Regions from separate parts of the Mus musculus genome. Here all the other regions are linked to region 1. The links are chromatin loops, found by intact Hi-C in ENCODE. Cell type or tissue: heart. All regions are shown on one strand.

Evidence for each region. A loop is a pair of places that touch in the nucleus more often than their neighbours do. Peaks named below come from ENCODE experiments on the same cell type or tissue, not always from the same donor. Only the 100,000 strongest peaks of a DNase experiment are listed, where the experiment ranks them.
Region 2: it touches region 1 in a loop (2.4-fold over the local background); 2 of 42 quality-filtered maps call a loop at or near these places.
Region 3: a loop joins it to region 1, with 2.8 times the contacts of the local background. A loop is called at or near these places in 2 of 42 quality-filtered maps.

The regions. Positions count from the first base shown.
Region 1 is chr10:54,071,084-54,079,083 of GRCm38, reverse strand. It overlaps Man1a (mannosidase 1, alpha), which reads left to right and starts at 3,347. Exons shown (of 13, transcript NM_008548.5): 1 at 3,347-3,558; 2 at 3,814-4,668. The coding sequence starts at 4,060. Gm16998 (predicted gene, 16998) reads right to left here and starts at 3,162. Exons shown (of 3, transcript NR_038016.1): 1 at 2,231-3,162; 2 at 681-861. In heart, CTCF peaks have their summits at 1,866 and 3,232; DNase peaks (open chromatin) are centred at 2,423, 3,273, 4,143, 4,423 and 1 weaker place; H3K4me3 peaks cover 4,933 bases; H3K27ac peaks cover 3,314 bases.
Region 2 is chr10:53,927,870-53,935,869 of GRCm38, reverse strand. Man1a (mannosidase 1, alpha) reads left to right here. Exons shown (of 13, transcript NM_008548.5): 7 at 858-981; 8 at 2,285-2,378. Among named protein-coding and RNA genes, the nearest start is that of Man1a, 140 kb to the left of the region's middle. In heart, no CTCF peak of the experiment used is centred here; a DNase peak (open chromatin) is centred at 7,749.
Region 3 is chr10:53,973,528-53,981,527 of GRCm38, reverse strand. It overlaps Man1a (mannosidase 1, alpha), which reads left to right. Exons shown (of 13, transcript NM_008548.5): 6 at 4,411-4,505. Among named protein-coding and RNA genes, the nearest start is that of Man1a, 98 kb to the left of the region's middle. In heart, no CTCF peak of the experiment used is centred here; no DNase peak of the experiment used is centred here.

The DNA of each region.
Region 1 (8,000 bases):
GGGTTTCTCTGTATAGCCCTGGCTATCCTGGAACTCATTTTGTAGACCAGGCTGGCCTTGAACTCAGAAATCTGCCTGCCTCTGCCTCCTGAGTGCTGGGATTAAAGGTGTGTGCCACCACTGCCCTGCCTTTTTTTTTCTTTTTTAAAGATTTTATTTATTATATGTAAGTACGCTGTAGTTGTCTTCAGATTTCATTATAGTAGGTTTTGAGCCACCATGTGGTTGCTCCGATTTGAACTCAGGACCTCCAGAAGAGCAGTCAGTGCTCTTAACCACTGAGTCATCTCACCACCCTCCATGCACTGCTTTTTACAACACTATTAACTTGCTAAAATATTGCCAGTTTTCCTTGAGTTGTGCTTACAATTATGGTACTATAAATGCTAAATCTACCTTTCGTTCATTTATTTTTGGAAAAAAAAAAAACAACTCTGAAATTCAAGTAGCCATATTAACCAGAGAATGCTTTGACTATTCTTAAAATTTCAAAACATAAGTATCTACAAATTGTTAAAGAAAGACACTGAGATAAAAGTACTGAAAGAGAGATAAAGTGAGAATTCACTTATAGGTAAGTGGCAAACAGGACAAGAGAGCTTTACATCAGAAGGACTAGCTGAGAGAGAGAGAGAGAGAGAGAGAGAGAGACAGACAGACAGATAGACAGACAGACAGACCAAGTTTATGCTAGCCCATTCACAATGAGTAAACAGTAGTCCTGTCAAAACCGCTGGGTTCACAAAGATCAAGGCATTCCTTCAGGTAGGTAAGCTGCAGTCTTCACTCAAGAGACAGAATAAAGATTCATGGCTTGAGAAACTGGAAGTAGTCTCATTCATTTCCCATCTCCATGTTTTTCTGAGAGAGAAGATAAAGAGCTCTAAGCACTGAGATCAAGACACCGTGGCAGCCCGCTATAGCATGCTCATTCTTACCTGCTGTCTGTCCTCCCTGCTTTCCATACATACATGGGGCCTTGGGTGGCTATATAAAGAGATTTGCAAGGCAGATTTCATTAGCATATGCCTTAAAATAACTCCACTGTGAGTCTGTTTCAAACCTTCTGTAGCCCGAGTATGGGCATTTCTCAACACGTTCTCAACCTGCTTCACACAGATGGGCATCCTTGAATGTGGACTTATATTCCATCACACAGGCTAACTCTTTGTTAAGTAGATTATCAAAACCAAACTTTAATTACAATAAACCTACATCTAATGATAAACTGGGGGTGGGGTGGGATGGGGGAATCTTAAAGTAAGTGTCACAAAAGTGAACCAAAATAAAAAGAACAGTCCCCTTAAAAGTTTAGAAATAATATATATAAATAAAATTTAAATTTCGATGTGCTAAATTTTTAATGCATCCACTATAGGAAGTATCCTAAATTCCCAGATTGATTTGGAGTCAAGATTAAGGAGTTTAGAAACAGAATTAGTTAAGACTTCTCTGTCATATCCTTGTATATGTACTTAAAGGTTGATTTTATTACTTTCTGGAATACATATACCAAATTAAATCAAAGTTCATAGGTATTCCTGTCTCTTTAAAATTAATCCCATTTTTAAAACATAGTTGGAAAAATAATGGCAGCACAATTACCATCACCAAATGACCAGAAAGAAAGCAACTGGCTTCCTCAGGAGTTAGCCCCTGTTTCTAGGGATCTGTCTTCCTTTCTGTGAGGTAGCTGTTTCAAGGGTCTCATTGAGATAAACACTATTATTTCAGTCATTAGGTTTTCAACCTAAGCACAACCTACAAATGTACTTTGAAAGAAATTTACCTTTTCGTCATTAAAAGAAAACATTATTGCTTTCATTTTTAGAGCTAAATCTATTACCCTGCTTGGATATGCTGCACTCTTCTGGGCATAGAATTTCATAGCAAGTATCAAAATAATCAAGCTATGAAGTCACATTTATCAAGCCATAATTTCTTATTAACCAGAACTTCTGACTATGTTACTGGCTCATTTTGCACAAACCCAATACACAACAAACAGTGATGGCTAAAAATGATAATTAACATTTAAACGAAAACGACCTTAGGATTTCTGCCTTGGCTTTTTTACTTTATGCACACAGCACAACACCTGGAAACAACTGTGCTGTGGGCACTCTCCTGGAAGTTGCCAGCTGTTTTCCTCTGGTTTAAGACAAGTAAAGGGCACACTTTAAAATCATGTTTCCGGAGAAGGTTGAGGGTAAACAGAGCTGCTACAAACCAGCTTTCAGGAGTGGGAAGTCAGTCAAATTTCCCTCTGGTAACTGTTTCTTTGTGGAGCAACAGGGGATTCATAACACAGTTTGGGAAATGTTTTCTTGTCTCTTCACCCTGAGGCAGGGGGTTCCCAGCCAGGTCAAAATGTAGATCTATGCAATATCAGCAGGGCATTCCAATGGATGTCATGGGAGGTGGAGCCAGTTTCCATGACATTCCATGAGACTGAATACTGCAAGGCTGTGTTGAAAACAATCTCTGTTGGACCAAGTCTTGCCTTCGCTGGGAGTTGTCGCATCCAAGACTTAATTTCAACAGGGTTCAATTTATTGCTTGGAGCTCTGGCAGCATAAAACTGTCTTCTTTGAATGGAAAATTTGACCAACTGCGATGAGGTAAATGAATTTCGAAAGTGGGGGGGGTGTGGGGGAGTGTGGGGGAGTCATACAACTTTTGTTGTTGTTGTTGTTTATTGTAAGGGGAAGAGGGTGTATACTTAGAGCCCCAAGCAGTCCCCAAACCCCAAGTCGCCTAGGATGTAAAAGGCTCTTAACGAGGTAGAGTAGAGAGCTCAAAAGCTTTGTGGAGGAGCCTGGAGACTTTGGATTTGAGAGTTATTGGGCACCGGGGAATCCCTGTCTTGGGTAATAAGGGGTGGCTGGAGAAAAGCCTTCAAAACCACTTCAAAACCACGGCTTGCCCCCGCAATCCCCTGCATGCTCTTCGGGATCGCCAATTTCGAGTACTGGGGCAAGCTGTCGCTACCATATTAGTAGTGGTCACTCGGGGATCCACTACCTTTGGGGCTTCGGCTTGAATAGGTTTTGGGCGGAATAAGCTCGGACCAACTCCGGCTCTGGTCCTCCGGGCGAGTCTTAACACGGCTCCCGGGCGCAGTTCCAGTCCTCGGGAGCCCAGGGGAGCCGCGACCTCCCCGCCTCTGCCGGGTCCCGGAGAGGCAGCGCTTCCCGTAAACTCCCCGCCCCGTGCGGCCCCCTCCCCGCCTCGGCTCCACCCCCGCGGGACCCTGGGAGGCGTAAGATTGGCCCGGACGCGCTGTCACTCTCCGGACGCGTCACCGCCCTCGTTTCCGACCGCTCGGGAGACCGGCAGTGCTATTAGTGCACGGCGGGGCCGCGACGGAGGGCAGTACGGTGCCTGGTTCGCTGGCTCACGCCGGCAGGTCGGTGCGCTCGCTCACCTGAGCCGTGTCCCGGGGCCTCAGAGCCACCCGGCTGTACGCGTGCTACCACCCGCCGGGAAGCGCTCGGAGATGGGCAGCTGGAGAAGTTGACGAACCCCCTACGCACGCGGCGCCCTTGCTGCCCAGAGGTGCGCCGCCCTTGCCACCGAGGTGCCCGCTGTGCTGACCCAGATGTCGCGGGACACCCTGCCTCCGCGGCTGGAAAACTTCACCCCAAGTCCAAAGTGGGCTCTGAGGGTGGTGCCCGCGGCTGGACCCCGGGGTTGCCTGCCGGGATACGGTCCTGCGGATCCCGGGTCCAGGGGAGGGCGGAGACCCCACTGGAAACTTTCTCAGCACCTTCCTAACCACTGCGCTTTTACTGTCTCCTCTCCCCCCAACAGGGGCTGCAGCCAGCGGTTTGCCGCGCGTGCCTGTTTGCCAAAGGAGCCGCCCCGGCGAGGATCGCCGGAGGGGAGCCGCTTCAAGCGGGGAGACCCGCAGCCCAGACACGCGCTCTGGGCGGCCTGGATGCGCAAGAGCCGGCCCCGCAGCCGCTGACAGCCGGCGGCAGCGAAGTTTGGCTGCTGAGCGGCTCGGCGCCGGGCCCCTGGACAGACTGTCAGCCGGCGGCTACAACCTCCGGAGCGATGCCCGTGGGGGGCCTGTTGCCGCTCTTCAGTAGCCCTGGGGGCGGCGGCCTGGGCAGTGGCCTGGGCGGGGGGCTTGGCGGCGGGAGGAAGGGGTCTGGCCCCGCTGCCTTCCGCCTCACCGAGAAGTTCGTGCTGCTGCTGGTGTTCAGCGCCTTCATCACGCTCTGCTTCGGGGCAATCTTCTTCCTGCCTGACTCCTCCAAGCTGCTCAGCGGGGTCCTGTTCCACTCCAACCCTGCCTTGCAGCCGCCGGCGGAGCACAAGCCCGGGCTCGGGGCGCGTGCGGAGGATGCCGCCGAGGGGAGAGTCCGGCACCGCGAGGAAGGCGCGCCTGGGGACCCTGGAGCTGGACTGGAAGACAACTTAGCCAGGATCCGCGAAAACCACGAGCGGGCTCTCAGGGAAGCCAAGGAGACCCTGCAGAAGCTGCCGGAGGAGATCCAAAGAGACATTCTGCTGGAGAAGGAAAAGGTGGCCCAGGACCAGCTGCGTGACAAGGATCTGTTTAGGGGCTTGCCCAAGGTGGACTTCCTGCCCCCCGTCGGGGTAGAGAACCGGGAGCCCGCTGACGCCACCATCCGTGAGAAGAGGGCAAAGATCAAAGAGGTGAGTAAAGCCTGCCTGAAATCCCACTCACGCTGCTGTTTTCTGGGAGGTTTGATAAACGATTGGAACTTAGGACTTCACCTTTATCATGCAAAGGCGAGGGAAGTCATCGCTTCCACCACCGTGCCAAAGGCTACACGTTTTTCCTTTTACTACCTCAGGATAAGTGACCAGTGAGGATCTGGGGCTGAATCCCATTGAACTTGCATGCTTTGGTGAGCTTAAGCTATAAGAGGCAGGGGTGAGTGAATACACTGGGCACAGGAGATAGCTGCCTCCTCCTTGCTGGCTGCAGTTAGTCTACCCTGCAGTCATTGTGCAGGTACTGAGCAGCTGTCCCCTTTAGAGAGGCTTGCAGGTGGTTTGAAATTGAAGCTGACTGTAAACACAGGGCATCAATCACACATGAGACACAGGTTATAACAGTGAGCCAACGCACGCCCCTTGTTCAGTCATGTGGCCCTCCCTGCCAGGTGTGTGTGTGTGTAACAGGCTGTAAACTTGAAACCTGAGACCTTGCGTCATGGGCCACATACTGTCTTTTACTGATTTAAAACATCACACGCACACACGCACACGCAGACACACACACACACACACACACACACACACACACACACAGATCTACTGTTTTCTGTGTTTCTAGAACATTGTCAGAAAGAAGGGGGTGTTCTCTGTGATGCAACAGGTCAGCCTGCCACAGCAGCTCAGTGACAAAGTTAATCTAGAGCAAACATGGACTTTGGTAAATCCTGTGTAATTTCTTTCTGGTTATTTTTACTCGCAACATGTGATTGGTTTCTGCAAGCTTAAAGGCGAAGGAACCCTAGAAAATCCTTTCAGTCTGTCATTTCAAAGGTGAAACTGAGGAATGACAGCTCAAGAAGCCATTGATGACCAAATTGAGACCTGAACGAAGGAGCTGCAGCTTCCCAGTTACCAGACTCTGGGGACATGTGTCCTTCCAGGCTGCTTTCTCTGTGTTTTCCTGGGAATCCAGTCCCGAGGAACTATGGAAAAGCATAGCATCCCAACTCTGGGTCCATCCTCTACATTATCAATGGATGTAGTATTTTTGTGAAGACATTGTTTTGCTATGGGATCCATTATCAGGAAACGGTCGTGATAGCATTGTAAGGGAGTAAACAGAACGTGGAGGCTGCAGAGACTGAAAGTGGCTACGGGATAGAGGGGTAGAGGCAGGTTGGTTGCCATAGGAGGTGAGTGAGACCAGATGAGATCAGGTAAGGTGTCACTGAGCAAGTTCAAGTGGACATGGGTTCCTCTCAGTCTCCTCTGAGATGAGCCTTTAACCCTCCAGGCTCATGGCTCTGTTTGATCATCCAGCATGCTTTCTGCTTTGCAGAGACACAGTAGAGGGACGGCTTCTGCTATCCTGGGTTGCTTTCTCTGACAGCTTTTCCTCTGTGAAATGCCAACAGTCCTACCCTTCTGAGAGAATGGGACACATTTCTGCTTCTTCCGAAACATCTTTCCACCCCTACCTCTTAGACTCCTTAGTCAATACGGACCATTAGAAGATTTACCCTCAAATGATCAGCATCTGCTGCTGCTGTTTGAGGACAGTAATCCATGAATGGCATGCTCTGAATTCATATGAGTGGGAAGTTTGTGTGGGCTGAAGCTGTAGGAAGAAGGGATTGTAAACACTAAAGCATTAAGAAGCACACCATTAATGACTGAAAGTGGGTTGCGAATAGACACCATGCCTGGTGGTAGTCCTCTGAGAGTTGCATTTTGGCAGTCTGTATAACCACCAGCTCATAGACCTTCCTTATCTATGTCTCTAAATCACAGGAACTTAATTAACCAGGTCAAGGAAGTTTATGTAGCATCTGTCATGTGGTTGCAACATCTTAGAACCTAGTTCAAACTGCCCATTTTTATATAAAGTGTTAGAACTAAACATGATCTTTAAAATTCCATGCAGTTACAAAAACCCTAAGAAGTCAACATGGTATGCTTCAGTATTTAGTCAAAGGCCAACAGGACGAGGGGAGAGTTGAAATCTGGTTTTCCATTAGAATAATTCAAATATAGTTCTTTGTAAACCAAAAGCAATAACTCATGCTATTCTCCTTTTTAAAATTATTCTTTGTCAGCTTTGGACACATATATAATGAATTTTATTGCCCCACCCCCTTATCCTCAACTCACGCTGTTGTAAAGGCCTGGTATTTGGTCATGGAGAAGAGAAGTTGTTGATGACACAGTAGACTTCAACTTTATACATTTAGGTTCTATTTGCCTCACTCTGGGCTACCTGCTGTGGCCCCAGCCCTTTGCCCTATTTCGGTATGTTCTAGTTGTCTTTATACTTTATTCTTTAATCGCACTTGAATGCACTAAAACTTTTATAGTTAAAATTTAGAAGCTATAGTATTGCATTTGAGTCAAGCTTTCACTTTTCTACATTTGGTTCAAGAGCCATTTACACTGTTTTTGTAATGCTAACATAATTGTATTGTTCATACCACATGGATTTTTGATAAGTTCGTGTCTTAGGGGAGGTAGGCTGCTAACTTAAAAGGAGCATTACCTCCACCAAAATGAACTGAGTGAATTTTACTAATACCAGTAATGGTGGATTTGATGTAAACTGTCCTCTTCCCACTCCATATTCCCACAATGTTATCACAACCCTTTCCTGAAACCTCGAGAAAACATTTATCCTGGAATTCCCCTGCCTCATGATATACGCCAGATGCGTATTTATTTGATCTCTATAAATCTGTACGCAAGTTATCCTATGGTTTTAAGAAAAACTGTTAGAAGCTAATTAGTTTCATGGAATTATTAGGAATATACTCTATTTCCCTTTACATCATTCTTTTTTAATTGACAAGTTCTTAAAAGATTTGGAGGGGCCGGCGAGTAGAGGAGGGAAACAGCCAACCTTGTACCTTAGGGTGAAGGCCCTAATTTACTCTGAACAATGAACACTTTCTTTTTCTTTTTCTGAAGTTAAGGGGCATTCTGAGTGACAGACGTGACCCTTCTCAGACTGGAGTCCCTCCACAATATAAGTTCTGGAGCATGGAGTTCTGAAGGCTGGTTGTCTTGGGTTTGTCACATGAGGCTTTAGGACCTGTCAGCTCTGGGCACAGCTGTCGTCTTAGTTTCTTAAGAGAAGGTTTTTCATTCCTGACCTATTTTGTAGATTCAGAGATATGAAGAAATATGCACGTTGATGGCTAATGAGTAAAACCCAATTTATTACATTTTACATTAGCACTAGTGGGGTGTAAGCATGTGTGTGTGTGTGTGTGTGTGTGTGTGTGTGTGTGTATCCTTCAGCACAGTTTACAGAT
Region 2 (8,000 bases), 140 kb after region 1:
ACTCCCACCAAAAGCTAGTTGTGGCTCCATATTTCTATGACCCCAGTGTGCTGTGGTGAAGCAGAGACTAGAGAATCTCTGGGCTTTCCGACCTTCAGCCCAGCTCAGGGTTTAGCAGAAGATCATGTCTCAAAGGCAGTAAGGCAAAAAGAGTAATGTGGAAAGGCACCTGATGTTCCCATGGCCTCTGCATTTGCGCTTAAGGCTACATGGACCAGCAGTATAGTCATAAACCATACACAACCCACATTTAAAAATTTTTTTTAAAAAATTTTAAGTATCTTTTGAGATAAACCATCCAGCAATATATTTGCAACTCATGCCTTTGAGCTTTACATAACATAATTTTATATTCTTAAGCATAAATTAAGTAAGACAGGCAGTGAGTCAGTGCCTTAAAAAATAGATAAAATTTAGTGTGAAGATACACATACGGAAGTCTAGTAATTGGAGGCAGGATTTGGAAAAGGAGAGAAGTTCTTGGGTAAAGAATGTTTGAAATCTACCTCCTATCCAAATAGATTTTTAAAGATAATGCGAATATCTAAAATTCCATGCAATCTCAATTAAAATACTGAAAAGCTGTATGAGGCATCAGGGTGTGGACACTGCATAGCACTGGACCTTCCAAACTAGGTAATGTGGAACAGATTTTGCACGTACTGATTTAAGTCAACAGTGAGTTTCAGGACAAAAATAGAAGTCAAAGCTGAAAACCAGTAGTCAGGAAAAAAAAATGTAATAGTATGTTATCCAGAGTCCACTCTTATAGGGATACCATCCCAGAGGTGTGAGCTTTACAATGTTTGCCACTTAGGACCTTGGAAAATAACTCCTCTGTTTCTTTTTTTCTGTAGTGGGATCGGGCGGAACTGGCCCTGGGCCTCTGGAGGCAGCAGTATCCTGGCCGAATTTGGAACTCTGCATTTAGAGTTTATGCACTTGTCCCACTTATCAGGAGACCCAGTCTTTGCCGAAAAGGTGAGTCTTAGAAACCCTTGTGCAGAGCATGGGAAAGGAAACAATGTTTGTGTATCTGTGAGACACTTTGTAACATGCCTTATTTCACCTGACCAGACTGTCAACCTAGCCTTTCTGTGATACTGTGTAAATCTGATACTATGTTACTCGGGGTGAGAGGGCCCACATTCCCCCTTGTGGCTTGCTGTACAGTAAGGAAGTTGCTTACCTCTGTGAAATTTATTCCATCTAAAAATGGAATAAATGTACCCCTGTATACACTATATGAAGCACACATGTGAAAGATTAAGGTGTTATACAAATATGAAGTGGCAGACATATAGATTTGTTTTCTTTTTTCTTTTTTTTTCCTTTTTCCAATTTTTTATTAGGTATTTCCTTCATTTACATTTCAAATACTATCCTGAAAGCTCCCCTACCCACCCACTCCCACTTCTTGGCCCTGGTGTTCCCCTATACCGGGGCATATAAAGTTTGCAAGACCAAGGGGCCTCTAGGCCATCTTCTGCTTTTAAGATGCAAACCCATCTATTACAATATTACCACACCACTCAGCTTTTAGCTTTTACAAACTCTTTTAAGCAAAATTCCTTGACCGAGTTCTATTTCACTTCGTTGAAATTCTCCGCAAGCACATCTGCCTTTCCAGACTTCCTGAATACCACAGTAAAACCTGGCCACCTCACCTCACCACCTGTCCTGTCCACCTTGTCCTCAGAGGACACACCCTTCCGCAGCAAAAAGATTCCTCAGGGAGTGGCTCAGAACAGAACCTTATTTCTAACATTGTAGTCACAGACCTGTCTGCAGTTAGGGGTTAGACCAGGTAGATTTCAGTCCTGGGTCTCTTGGCATATAAATGCTCCCATAACCTCTTGTCTGTGCCTCTGCACAAAGGGTTGGGGAAGGGGGTGGGGAGGGAGAAGAATCCACCCTCCTCACTACTCCCCTTCTCCATATACCCTTGCACTGAGTGGGTGGAGTTCAGTGAGGGGATTTGTATAATTCCTTTTCTTTTATTTTTCCCCACACCATTTGTCTTCTCTTGATATACTATTTATATTTATTTATTTTCCATATCATCTTATTCAAAGGCATAATTCCAAAAATGTAGTTATTGTTTATAGAGACTGGAGGTCTCAATTTGTGACCTGGGGTTGTAAATACCTATGACTATATGCACTTATTCCTATTATTTTTCTCATATCTGAAACTTTTTTTCTACCTGAAAGAGAGAGAGAGAGAGAATGGCATGTGAACTCTTTCTTAGATTTTTCACGTTAACATTCCTTTTCCTTTATAGGTTATGAAAATTCGAACAGTGTTGAACAAACTGGACAAACCAGAAGGCCTTTATCCTAACTATCTGAACCCCAGTAGTGGACAGTGGGGTCAACGTAAGTCCAACCCTGAGCTTTCACTCTTGTGTGGGGAACAGAGGGAGGGCAAGTGCAGTTCCTATTAAGGAATGTTGAGAAGGGGGGATGGATCTTCACCAGACTTACAAAGTGCACTGCTGGGGAAGCACACAGCTTGTTTTCTGCAGGTAGCTGGGCTCCGTTGGCATTGTTAGAAGCATATTTGAAACCATTAGTCAGAAAAGGGAGAGCTGGTCAATGTGGTGAGGACTTCCACTTACAGCAGGTTGCCTGTATGGTTAGAAGAAAAGTGGGTTCCTCTGTGCACATGACACTGATACTTTTTCCCAGGGCAGTAGCTAGACTGCATTTCTGACACTCTTGACTTTGACTTGGAGAATTAGAAGCTCAGACAGAGATCTTTCCCTTCAAAATTTTAAGCTACCAGATAAAGATTTCTTGTGACTTACGTTTAGAACAGAAATAAGTGTCAAACACATCTTCTGATGCCAGAATCCCCCACTTCAGGTCACTTCCAACAGAGGTATAAAGACATGGAATTTGTAAAAAGGAATGTTCCCAAGCCAATTTGGAAAGGCCGTGATACGTTAAGTATCCATTGAAAGCAACTGAGGTGCCAAGCTATGTCGAAAGCATCACATTTGTACTCCAATTTTGGCTTTTTTTTTTTTTTTTGCTTCATGTTAAATAACACATACTTAGATAATATACCTCACTGTTCTTTTAGAAGTACTTCTTTTAATGAACACGTTAGTGGTGGCAGGGAAGGCATGCAAACCCCCATGTCTCCTATTGGTAGCTGAGCCTACATCTAGAGGCCTTCAACCCATAAAGAAAGCTCGCACTCAGTGTGGTCGACAGATTGCTATAAGTCCTGGACACCTTTCATGGATCCACAGGGACAACTTGCCTTTTCCCTGTGCATATTTGCACTTATATCAAGGGGACAATGGTGAGTAAATCTGCTTGGCTGTATAAGAACCAAGGCAAACACCAAACGGTACTAATAACCACCGTCCTTTCTACCACAGTTTAGACTAGACCAGTTTCATTCCTGCATGTTCTCATGAAGCCGAGGAATGATCTTGACTATAGTGAACTCCAACCTGTGCATGTATGGCAAGGTGATCATGTGAGTGACTTAGTGTAACAAAACACTTACATAAGCAGCTTAGTGAAGGAAGAGTACATTCCGGCTCAGAGTTCCCTGGGGGAATCTATCATGGTGGCAGGAGTTTGAGGCAGCATTCGGAGTAGAGAGCTGTTCAGCATGCTTTGTTCTTTTTATTCAGTGTAGAGCCCTATCACACCGGATGGTACCACTCATGCTTAGAATGGGTCTTCCCACTCCAGTTGACTCCCATTAGAATCTCCCTTGCAGACATGCTGAAAGGCTTGTCTCCTCTGTGGTTCTAAACTGCCCAGTTCACCATCAATACCAACCATCACAGTAATGACCACTGTATGAGGAAAGGAAAGGAAAGTACAGAGAAGCATTTCTGATACAGGATGAAACATAACAGTTGGGTGAGAGAAATCATGTGCTTCAAGATTATGTTATTAGCGATATTATTGCTTGCTCTGGGTTGGTTGTGACTATCCTTTCAGGAGTTACCATCTTTACTCAAAAGTACAACTAAAAGCAGCTGTTTATTCAGACTTGGTTAGAGTTGCTGCTTGAAGATGAAAAACTGCTCTTTGTAACCGTGGTGGTAAAACTTGAGTTTCTAAATAAAAATTAGAATTTCAGAAACCTTGTCTATCTCATCATGAGCTTGACTTCATTAGTTTCCTGATGGTATTGGCGGTGACCTTTAAAAAGGCGGTCTTTGCTTTTATTATGTAGTGAAATGCGTCTACATGGTATATCTGCAAACTAAGAAAAAAAATAGTTTCCAAACAAGCAGTGCCTGCATAACCAAAAGATCCAATGATAACAAAAATATACTCAGTTGATTTTAATGTAACAGGGTATAAAAGTTTATGGAGGGGCTCTGGTGATGGCCCCATGGTTAAGAGAACTTGCTGCTCTGAGAGAGGACCCAGCTTCAGTTCCCAGCACCCTTCTGATGGCTCACACTGCCTACAATTCCAGTTCTGAGTGATTAAACATTCTCTTCATCCCAATGAGAACACCGAGCATTCACATAACATGCAAGCACTCGCACGTACACATAAAATACAGTTTATTGATATGATTTGTAACCCTGCATTGTATAACTTTAACCTTTTAAGTGGCACTTGTTAAGTTTTGTTGTTATAGCAAGTATATATAGATACAGATATAGATGTAGATATAGATATAGATATCTGCATGTGTATGATGGGTCTATACTCCTGTGGATGCATACAGGTGTGTGTGTGTGTGGCAAGTATTAACCTGAAGTCCTCAGGTAGCATCCACCTTATTTTTTTGAGGTAAGATTTCTCGCTGGCCTGGAACTCTGTGAGCTAGGGTAGCTGGCCAGGAATGTGCTTGTCTCTGCCTTCCCAGTTATGGATATTACCAGCACATGGCATGATGCCCCCTTTTTCTTAGCGTACGTTCCGAGAGATCCAATGCAGGTCCTCGTACTTATATGATGAGCTGGTAAGCACTTTACCAGCGGAGCCCCACCTCCAGTCCCTGGGCAATGGGCAATTAAGATGTGCTTCCCTTTTCCAGCTCTCTGTATGCTTTAGCCAAAGCAAAGTATACTCATGGATCAGAGTTGGATCAGGCATGAGAACCTAGCCAGGGAAGCAAACATTAAGGAGGTTGGGGGTGAGAATAAAACAGTGTGAGTCTTCCCACTGATACGCTTAATTTCTGAAATGACATTTTTAAGAAAGGAGCACTGTCTTCAGGTACTCATTGCCCTTTTAGAGTGTGAGGGGCATTGAGACTAACCTGACCTGTGTGAGGCCCACCAGCATATTGCATACAAGACTGTTAGATATAATTTACCAAAAGGGTGACGGGCACAAGAGTTCTTCTCTTGGATATTTCAAAACTTGGAGAAGAGTCTCTATGATCTCTGGCTTCCTGGCTTTAATTTAGGATTTAGAAGTGACTGGGAAGGACACTAGGAGAGGGTTACACCGTTCTGACTTCACCTGCTCAGTCACCCATGCACTGTAGATTTGGCTCTGTTTTCCAGGACAAAGAGTCTTTTACGTTTGTACTGCTTATCAGCCAGCTTTCTGATGGAAAGCAAACAGAACTGCTGAGACTCACGCCTGCCCTCTCCCATCCTCCATCCTGAGTTCCAGCCATAAGAAAGAAAGGCTTCTATTTTTATTTCTTAACTGTGACTTACTTGGCCATACCTGGGGGTGGGGGTGGGGGTTCCTTATGCTATTTCCTCAACTCTTTTATCTAGCTTCTCCACTAAGTTCCAGATTGCATACCTGTTCTTTAAGGAGCCAACTCTCCTTCAAGGATCTGGGTGGATGTGTTAACACCCACTATACCTGTACTTCTTTCTCTCCGGATGAACAGTGTGGGTTATTTCTACCCACAGTCCCCTTCCTGATGCTCCTGCATATCCTTCTTCCTAGGTATTCAGAGCTTTAAAGGTTGGTAAACATGCCATGGGTGTGTCTGCTAACCCAGAACACAGTACTTTGTACTAACTCAATGACTGTTTACTTGAATGTTTTCTGTACTGGGGTATGTTACATCTGACCTTTCATTCTCTCAGCAATAGTTCTATTTACCCTTCTGTAAAAGTTGTCCTTGCTGCTTCTTAGCTAAAGAGCATCCTAGCCTAGCCATGGGAGAGAAATTGGCTTTGTGATCATTGCAGCTAGACATGAGCTGCCTTGAGAGAGAGAGAGAGAGAGAGAGAGAGAGAGAGAAAGAGAGAGAGAGAGAGCGTGTGTGTGTGTGTGTGTGTTGAGTCACTAGTAGCACTAAAACAATGCTGTGGACAGATAAATTCAGATTCATATGAAAGTTATTAAAATTAAGGGAAAATGATCATTTTGATCCCGTGTTTTGTTTTGTTTACTATTTTGTTGTCATTTTGTTTTGTTTTTCTCTCCAGACATTATATTAGAAATCTTTGTATGGGATCTATTTTTACCAAGAATAAAAATCATAATTTACCCCCCTAGAGAAGAACATAAAATTTGAGTGACTATTCATTTAGAACTGTTAGGCATGAAAATACCAAATTTTTGCTTATCTGGAGCTGGTGGTCATGTCCTTCTGAAAAAAAAAAAAATCTTCTCCCCTATGCCTACTAAGAAGTTACACAGAGAACTCTGTCACTACACAAACTATCACCCAGACCCAGGAAAGCTCAATGAATAAGATACTAAATTATCAAAAGCATGGTGCGCCGCATTGTTCCTTTACTTTGATTTTTGATAACCAGAAAAATGTTTACGTTAACTAACACCAAAATTAAATGAAACAAATATATTGTTATATAACCCTTTTTTCTTTAAAATACTCCCGTGTGCCCAAGCTTGTTCTTCCCTCACTGTGGACTCATAACCCAGAGGGGGCAATGCCCAACCTCTCCACACTGTTCGTTCTCCTCTGTCGTTGTTCTGACTCCGAAGGGCATGTCTGGATCGGGGCCATCATTCCCCATAACTTCATTCGGCCCTTGTTATTTTGACAGTAACTGGACAGGGATTTGCTTCGCCATGCATCACTTGCGTTTGTCTCCTACAGCCATGCTTACAACAGCAGGTCTCATTATTGATGAGACCCGACTTAGTCTATTTACTTTGTAAATGTCAGAGGTTTCTGCGGTAATTCACTTAGGAAACTGGAAAGGTCATGTGCTGCTATTTTAAGAAATCAGACCTACCACTTTAAAAACATTTTTCCCTAAAATTGAATTCACATGATTCTGGACTATTCATAATAAGGAAATTGCATATTTAAATACGTAAGATCGGGCTCTGCTAGTTGGAATAGGTCCCGATTAACATTGATATCACTTAGTTTTGAGGGAAAGAGGCTTGTCAGGGCCCAGTGTGGAACATAAGGACCTATCTCTGCCCTTGTGGATCATGACTTGGTGATGAGGCAAAGGCCTGCTGTCCAAAAACTTTTGAAGGGAGGGGCAGACCTTCAAGGTTTTCACAGAAGATCTGTGTGTGATCCTTGATATCAAGTATGTCCTTTTCATTTGTGAAAATAAGGTGTACAGAAGCCCCAAGGAAGATGGACACTGATACTTTTGAGGACTGAAATATGAAACGTGAGCAGAGACCAAGTGACCAATGGCACGGAGAAAACTGAGACATAAAGGTCCTTCCTGGTTCCAAAAGAGGCAGGCTCTAAGGGCTTCGAGTCAGTGGTGACCAGATTCTCCTGTGAAGGGGCCGGATGCCAAGAGTGTAGAGAGAGGTTGATTGTCACCAGAGCATCTTGCAATGAAGAACATGCTGACTTCCTTGTCTGGAACAGTGGGCAGGAAGGACTGCATGGAGCTGACCAAGCACTGTGACAATTGAGGAAGTGACCTTGCTATTGAATTTTACTAAAATTCAGTAGAAATAGTGTGACCCCGTGAGAGTGAAGGCAGGGAATGGGATAAGTGGCCACTGCAGCAGCGACAAGCAGGAGCTGCTCTGCATCCTTTCTGTTGCTGTGATAAAACACTGACCCAAAAGTAACTCATGCTAGCTGGCTCACTC
Region 3 (8,000 bases), 98 kb after region 1:
GTTAGCAGAACCTGGTTTTAAAAATGGACATTGTTTCTTCTTTTTTTTATTTACACACACATACATATGGTCAAGTACACTTCAGATCTCGTTTTGTGATGTCTGTGTAATAGTTTTCTCTAATGATAAAGCAAAAACAAAAATTGCCAGCCAACTCTCTTGATTATACTGGAGAAACCAAGCCAGACAGTTGTCCCCAAGTCTAACACAAGGAGCAGGATAGGCCCTGGGCCCCAGGTGCTTGCAACCATCCCTCTTCCTGCTGTCATGCTGTGCCCCTTGAAGGGACACCGAAGTTCCTTCTACTGTGCTTTTGGAATGATTGGATGTTCAGCACATCATCCAAGATGGACCACTTAAAGCTTAATTGCCCTTTAGACTGATTTGTGGTGTGTCTCCTTCACTCTTTTAACAGTGTTAATTTTATAAGCCAGTTTTATTACATGCACATCATGGCAGGGAGAAATATATTCTCTTTTAGAGTCTGGATTCCTCTTTCAAGTACCTTTTCTTTGAATAGCAGAAGGAGGACTAGAGAGATGAATCAGCAGTTAAGAGCACTGATTGTTCTTCCAGAGGACCAGGGTTTGATTCCCAGCACCCACATGGAATTACATGTCTGTAGTTCCAATTCCAGGGGATCTGACACCTTGTATAAAGCACTTCCAAAAGCACTGCCCACATATGATACACATACAAAATACAAACAAAACACCTATGCACAGGAAAATAAATTTTAAATTAAAAAAATTTAAATACTAGTAAATAACAATGAGAATTGAAATTGTGTATTACTTATTACTTAAACCATCAATGGGATAATTAATGTTTATCTACAGAACTGTTTTGTAATTTTCCCCTAATTACATCCAGGCTTGAGACTCCAGAATTCCTGAGATAATTACTCGCTGACAATAACAAACGGGTGGAATGTGTTGAACCACGTTGCAAACACTGCAGGATCAGCGGTATCTTATCACTGTGCCTCAGGCATTAAATCAACATTTAATTTATCCATTCACTTATGGGCATCTTGACAATTCCAGCTCCTGTGTTGCTGGGGTGGTGGTGGTGGTGGTGGTGGTCTGTGTGTGTTTGTGTGTTGTGTTGTGTTGTGTTGTATTGTGTTTTAGCTCATGTTCTTCTTATGCTGATATCTTGTTGGGTTGTCAAAATAACAAACAAGAAAGCAAATAAGTCATTATAACGTGGCTAACAGCGTACTGGAAGCACAGGGGTTAATGTGGTAAACACTGGGGGAACATGGACAACTTTGGGAGGGGATCTTTAGAAAAACTCTCTTAAGAGAGATGTTTGAATAGGTTCCCAAAGATGAGACTAAGCTGAGCTTGCAGGGAGCAAACACCATGAAGGCCAGCATCTGAGCTGGCACGTCACCACTTCCCAGTCCACTAACTGAGAACAATACCATCTTCCTCCATACTGGTCATGTGAACACTGTGCTGATATCAACAAATTTCAATGCAAAATGATTCATCTTGACTGACTATAAAACAAAGGGGGAAGGGAAATTGAAATCTCTCGACTTTCAGAAAGAAAAGAAAATTATTAGATGACATGAAAGTACAAGAAAACATTTAGCAATCCATATCAGGCCTTTGCAAATACTGCATTGTGTGATGCAGGCTGTCAGGGTTGGCATTTGTGGCCCACAAAGATCTTAGAGTGAGAATCGGCTTGAGCCTTGGAGAATGAATAGATTTGATGGGCTCAAAGGATGCGGTAAAATGAGAGAACCGCCTAAATAAAGATGCTAACAATGTCAGACCCTGAACAAAGTTTGAGACTATGAAATCTCACAAGAGACAGCCAGAGCAACCTTTGTGGGAACAAAGATGATAGACAGGCCTGATAGGCATTGTTAAAAAGATTAGGAGAGCAGCCAAAATCATTATGGTTTCTTAAACAAAAAATGTTAGAAATTATACAGCTTAATGGAAATGAGAAAACCTGATGGCTAAGGTAGGAAAACTGCTTTTAATCGTCCATTCTGGTTTACCTGGTGGTGAGAACATGGACTGTACTTATCTTCAAGGGAGCTGTGCACAGGACACTTCAGAGTTAACCCTGCTTCACCTTCTGGTGACTGAAGGTTAATAAATCAGATACCAAGTCCAAGGGACTCACTAAACATTATCAGTGATGGAACCAGGGAAGTTTATCTGAATATTCAATTATCAACTCAGTGTGGAACAGATTAAGTTTCAGAAAACAGCAAGATACCCGCATCGTGATATGTTCTAATGAGTCAAAGAAAAGATCGTGTGGCCAGGTGATGAGAACCAGGGATGCAGTTCTTCGACTCATAATTGAGCCATGGAGGTGGGGAAGCATAATTCTGACCAGAGCAAAATTGTCTAAAGAAAAATTTTCAGCCTCAAACAGGAACTAGGGTACCTCCTTGAGGATATATGTTATTATGATCATAAAACTACACCTAGCCTATAGAGTGAGCACTGTTGAATCTAAGGCTCATAAGTATAATAACTTGTGTATGTCTTTCCACAGCTTTCCAAAAGCAAATGCTACTGTTATCTGCATTTTCTAGGCAAGAAATCCTAGGCTCAGAGAGGGGGCCAAGATGGATCAACTTGAAGCAGTACAGCAGAGATTCAAACACAGGCATTGTGCCTTCAAAGCCTGAGCCTTTAGCTCACACACCATATGCTTATATCCAAGATGGTGTTTTAATTGCATAGTTTGACTTCTGTCTTATGTAACTGTCTTGAAAAGGAGTTAATTAACAGTTTTAAAAGTTGGGTGAAGACCAGAAAGTCCACAGATGGCCGGGCAGTGGTAGCATAAATCCTTACCATAGAAGACAGCCTGGAATTCTCAGGATAAAACAAAGTATTGGGGAGGAATAATGAATCCCTTGATCTATTTTATTACTGTTATTCTCTTCTTCCTATGCACTATTATTGCAAGAAAGTCTCTCTTTTAATGACAGTTGGTAATTCGTGGCAGAAATGACCTCTATTTTTTCTTTCTGATGCTACAAATATATGTGTGTCTTAATTTTTGCACAGTGTATCAGTTTACCTCAGTTGATTGCCAGGGTTTTCATTTGAAACTCCTTTCTTTCTAACTTTCATTGTTAAATGAGACTTAGCTTCGAAAAGAGTAGAGTTTGTATGGTGGTCTTCATGTGAGCATTACCGGGTCACTGTCCTTTGTGAAGCCCAAGTCTTTGGGTCTCTCTTTAGTGAGGCTCAGGTTCTGGAACAGGAATTTTGAGGAGTCCTTCTCTCTGGGGAAAAACATAGAGGACTTCCTTGACAAGCCCTGTGGGCAGTGATCACCCATTGGTAGAGGAAGGACCTTAGCATCGTTCTCTGTTCTATTTGTCTGGACTTTTCCATCTTTGAGGAGAAAGTAGAAGGGAACAGTTCACCAGACTAAATCATACACTTTGAAGGTAAGGCGACAAAGTACCAATCTGGTGCCATAGCTGCTAGAGGGAAGGTATGTGGCTGTCCTTCCTTGAGTGACCCTGCCAGTTCTTTGATTTGAACCACTAGCTGAACAGATGTCACATGACCACTCTTCCCAAAAGCACAGTTCAGCTCAATGGGAGTTTCTGCCAAACATCTCATTGTTTTTATTTAACAGCAACAAGTTCTTACTCTCACATTTATGATTATCCATGATTTTACCATGTGGACACTGCCCTATCTGCCCACGCGCTCATTTGATCTGACAAGTCACTTTATCCTGCAGGCTCCTCATGCATCTATCTGTGTCAGAGTGATCCCCCAGGGGAGAGCATGGTCACACCTGACGCCTCTCACTAGTCTTTTCTTAACTCCAAGCCGGTGTTGTAGCTATTCACCTGAAGACCATCTCCACAATAGAATCTAGCTGGCTCTTATTATCTGTGTTTAAGTACTTATGTGAATCTTCCTACCATACCCTGGGCATACAACCTGTACCTAACTTAACCTTTACCTATTTCATTTAATCTCATAGAAAGCTAAAACTGAAGGGCCTAGATACTGTATACAGTTAACTCTTTCTAAAGCTCCTTTTTTTCCCTCTGTGCCCCACTAAGGAAATGTGCCTAGGATAAACCTACTTTTCAAGCTAAGAAATGGTGTCCAAAAACAGTGAGTTCATCTCCTGGCCTGCATGAAGAAATTACCTGAATAGTTTATGGTGCTTTCAAATGCCTGAAACAGCAGACACAAGCCAGCAATTAAGGTCAAGGAAGTAAGACCCACATGTCTGAACTGGACATAAGAACCCCACAGTGCAATAGCCCCGAACTAACTCATAATCTACTACTTGTTTCAGACAGAGTTGCAAAGTAAAGTACTAAATATGGATGATAGTGGAGAGCATTAATGTTTTACTTGGAATAGTAGCTTACTTAATTGTTTAACTTTTCAGATATTTCGAAAGAAAGCAGTGGAACTTGGGGTAAAATTGCTACCTGCATTTCATACTCCCTCTGGAATACCTTGGGCATTGCTGAATATGAAAAGGTAAAAGTCTTCATTTTCAACAACATACTTTAAGGTGGAATATCTGAGACTGTGGCCTCATGAGATGGTTAATTACATGTGTGATGCTGACAGCGGACCTCAATTGAGTGTCTTAGACCTGTGTTGGAAGCTCTTAGACCTTCAGTGTTCTACGGCCTCAGATGGGCTGCTGTTGTGAGCTAACATAGTCCCAACAGAATCATGTGAAACAGATTTGAGCTGAAGTTTTTCCGTTTTACAGTGCTCTTGTATTACTGGTACCGCCCCACTCACTAAATACCAAGAGCATGTCATCTTTTTAGTTATCGGGAAAGCACTTTGGTTAAGCAGACCCCTGAAGTTGCTTACTCTGAGAGTAGTTTAAACCATTGGAAATGGAGATATTGCAAAAGTATTAACGCTTAGACTAATCAGACTTTATTTTTTTAAAAAAAAAAAATGCTGGTATATCTGAATATCCGAGGTTGGGAGCAGCTGAGACTTTGAAGTCCATGATTGTAAAGAGCAAATGGTCCATTGACATATCCACCAGCCCCTTTGCATGGAGAAAACCGGCAAGCTAAGACCTTAAGGGCTGTGTCTCAATCGATAAACAAAAACAAACAAACAAACAAACAGGCCAGCCAAATATTTTCTAGTGCTTCTAAGGGAGTGAGTTGAGTTTTCATTGCAGTTTTAATATTTCATCAATTAAACAATTTTGTTTTAAGCTTTCCTTCTTAACACCATTGTACCCAGAAGTTACTGATAGCATATGGGCCTTTTTGGCTAAGATATGGTGATGTCGACTATCATGATCAACATAAATTGTGATAGGTTCTTTACAGGTGTTTCGCATATGATCCTCAGAAGAGCTCAATACAGTCACCCCTACTGATTCTCCACTTTGTTCATGGGGAACTAGAGTCACAGAAAGATTAGGGATCTCTCAGGCCAGACAGTAAGCTAATGCTACCGGACTGCTAACATATGTACCGAGATGATTATGTGCACAGTGATACAAGTCCACAGGAAGCTTTACTTACTTTAGAAACACTACTGGAAACCATGGAGTAGTCTGACAAAACCAGAACACTTAATTACCACTTCAGTGACATCGTATCCCCAAGTTAGACATGAAAAATCATGGAAAGTAACCATTGGGGTTTTTCAGGTTTTTTTTTTTTTTCCTTTAGTGAAAACAAAAAACAAAAAAAAAAAAAACTTCAAGATTCTGTTTTGTTTTCATTTATAAATTACCTGTATAGATGTTGCAATTACATTTAACTTGTTGATAAGTGAATCTCTGTGCCTCTCTTTGGGGCAGGTTGGCCATATTGAGGCAGAAAGACAGAGGAGTTGCACTATAGGGCTGTATTAAATTAAGCTAGTTTCTCTACCAAATAGTGTGATATCTCGGGATTTGTTTTCTCCGTCAGGGCTCCCGAGGCCACATCTGTGAGCTTGCATATTATCTTTCCAAGTTCTGTAGGATCTCAAGGCAGGTCTGCCTTTGAGGTTGGCCTGAAATAGTTTGATTTTATATATATATATATATTCTTTGTATTTTGCTCATGTAGGCTTTCTCTATTACCTCCCAGATCCTCAACCTTTGTATTTGTAGGTAACATTCTGACCAAGATACTGTTTCATTCCCTTCAATAAGATCTGGTCAGAAAAACACTCTACAGTTAGCTCATGCCCCCTCCCCGTGCCCACTGAGGAAGCTGATATAAGCACAGCAGTATTCTAATTGCTCACCAAGACACTTGCTTCTACATTTTCTCCTGCTTCTTCAAGGTTTTGTTTGGAGCAATCTCTATAAATTCTGCAGACTTGTTTATAAACTGGAAGGCAGGCTAGTTCAGTAGTCTTTGATGATCCCTCCCAGGTTAACAGACTAAGATTTTGATCAACCTGGACCTTTTCTGATAAAATGGACACTCCTTTAAAAAAAAAAAAAGATATTCAGTTTCCAGAACCCTAACCATGCAAGTACACCTCGGCCCTGAAGACTTGATTAAGATCCTAGAGTAGACACTGGCTCTAACTTTTACTCCAAGATTCACTGGAGCCAATGCTGAGGCTCTCTGCAGTTGAACAAAGCCTTTTGAAAAGCAGGGGGAAAGAATGGGCCTATTTCTTTGCATATATTGAACTGTGTAGTATAATATTTAATTGGTTGTGATGTTTCTTGAAATCATTGTAAATATTATTAATTTTACTCTGTTTCATGTTTTTCTTTCTAATTAGTGAGGTGGATTTGCTTAATGAAATCTTTAGTGGACTACAGAAATATTTTTCAGTTCACAGAGGAATACTATTTAAATCTTGAATTTTCCTCTGTGTGTGTGTGTGTGTGTGTGTGTGTGTGTGTGTGTGAGCATGCACACTGGTCAAGAATTGTTTAACTGGGACATTCAGATTTTTTATAAGACCATCCTTATTTTGAACAATATTTTGTATTAGGGCATTGCTTCAAAGATTATAAAACAATTGTATATGGCTTTTAAAAAATATTGTATTTATTTATGTATTTCCAATGTTTTCTTTTAAAGTAAGGGAAATTATGTAATCATCTGGCAGCTGATAGGAACATCATTTTTGTTGGTGCTGTTTTTTTGGAGGGTTGCCAACATAGATGAGTCTTGTTGCTGTTTTCACTACTAAATGTTTTATCCACTCTCATTCCTGTTTCCCAAACAGCAATGACATGCCACAAATTTACAAAATAAGCATTGGCAAAGTTATAGTAGGATTCTTGGTACTCATCTGTCTAGTTAAAGCATATTAATTGAACCTAGTCTCTTTCCACCTGAAAAACTTGTGTTATCAACTTGAAATTTTCCCAGTGGGGGGAAATGGCCCTTGGAATATGCCTATTGTATGCTTACAGATTGTGGTTGCAGTTATTTACGAGTGTGCTATTTCCTTTGAGTCTGTATTTTCACAGTGAGGCCCAAAGAAAGAGGACAGCTGGCATAGAACTTTTCTAACCATTGAAGAATGTCACTAGTAAGTTTTTTAAAGGAGAAATGAGGAATTGGGTCCAGTAAGATCCTATTTTCTCAATTATCTTCTCAAAACAGGAGAATGTTTGTAGACTTTATGCCCAAGGTATGCAGATGGCAGGACAGACAGGGGTGGAGGGGGGCGGACGTTGAGGATACTTGGTAGAATAGGATGGGCAGTTACTGCTGACTGGCTTTGAAACTCAGCACACACCCTGTTAAAGGGATCAGTGATTGGAGGCTGTGTTGGTATAGTATAGCATTCTCTTCTCAGTTTTGAAAATAGGAAAACTGTCCTTTGCCAACATCCACACGAAATGTAAACTTACTGCTTTTACTTGTGCACAGTCCCCTAATATCCAAGTTATCACCTACAGAGAAGTGGTTTCTTCACTTCTCCATTGTCAAGAAGTGAGGATTTCTTTGTGTCTTGGCTGTAATGTTGTTCCATTCTAAGTCTGGGGAAGGTTCTCTACTTCTGTTCACCTGACTTTACTGATGAGGT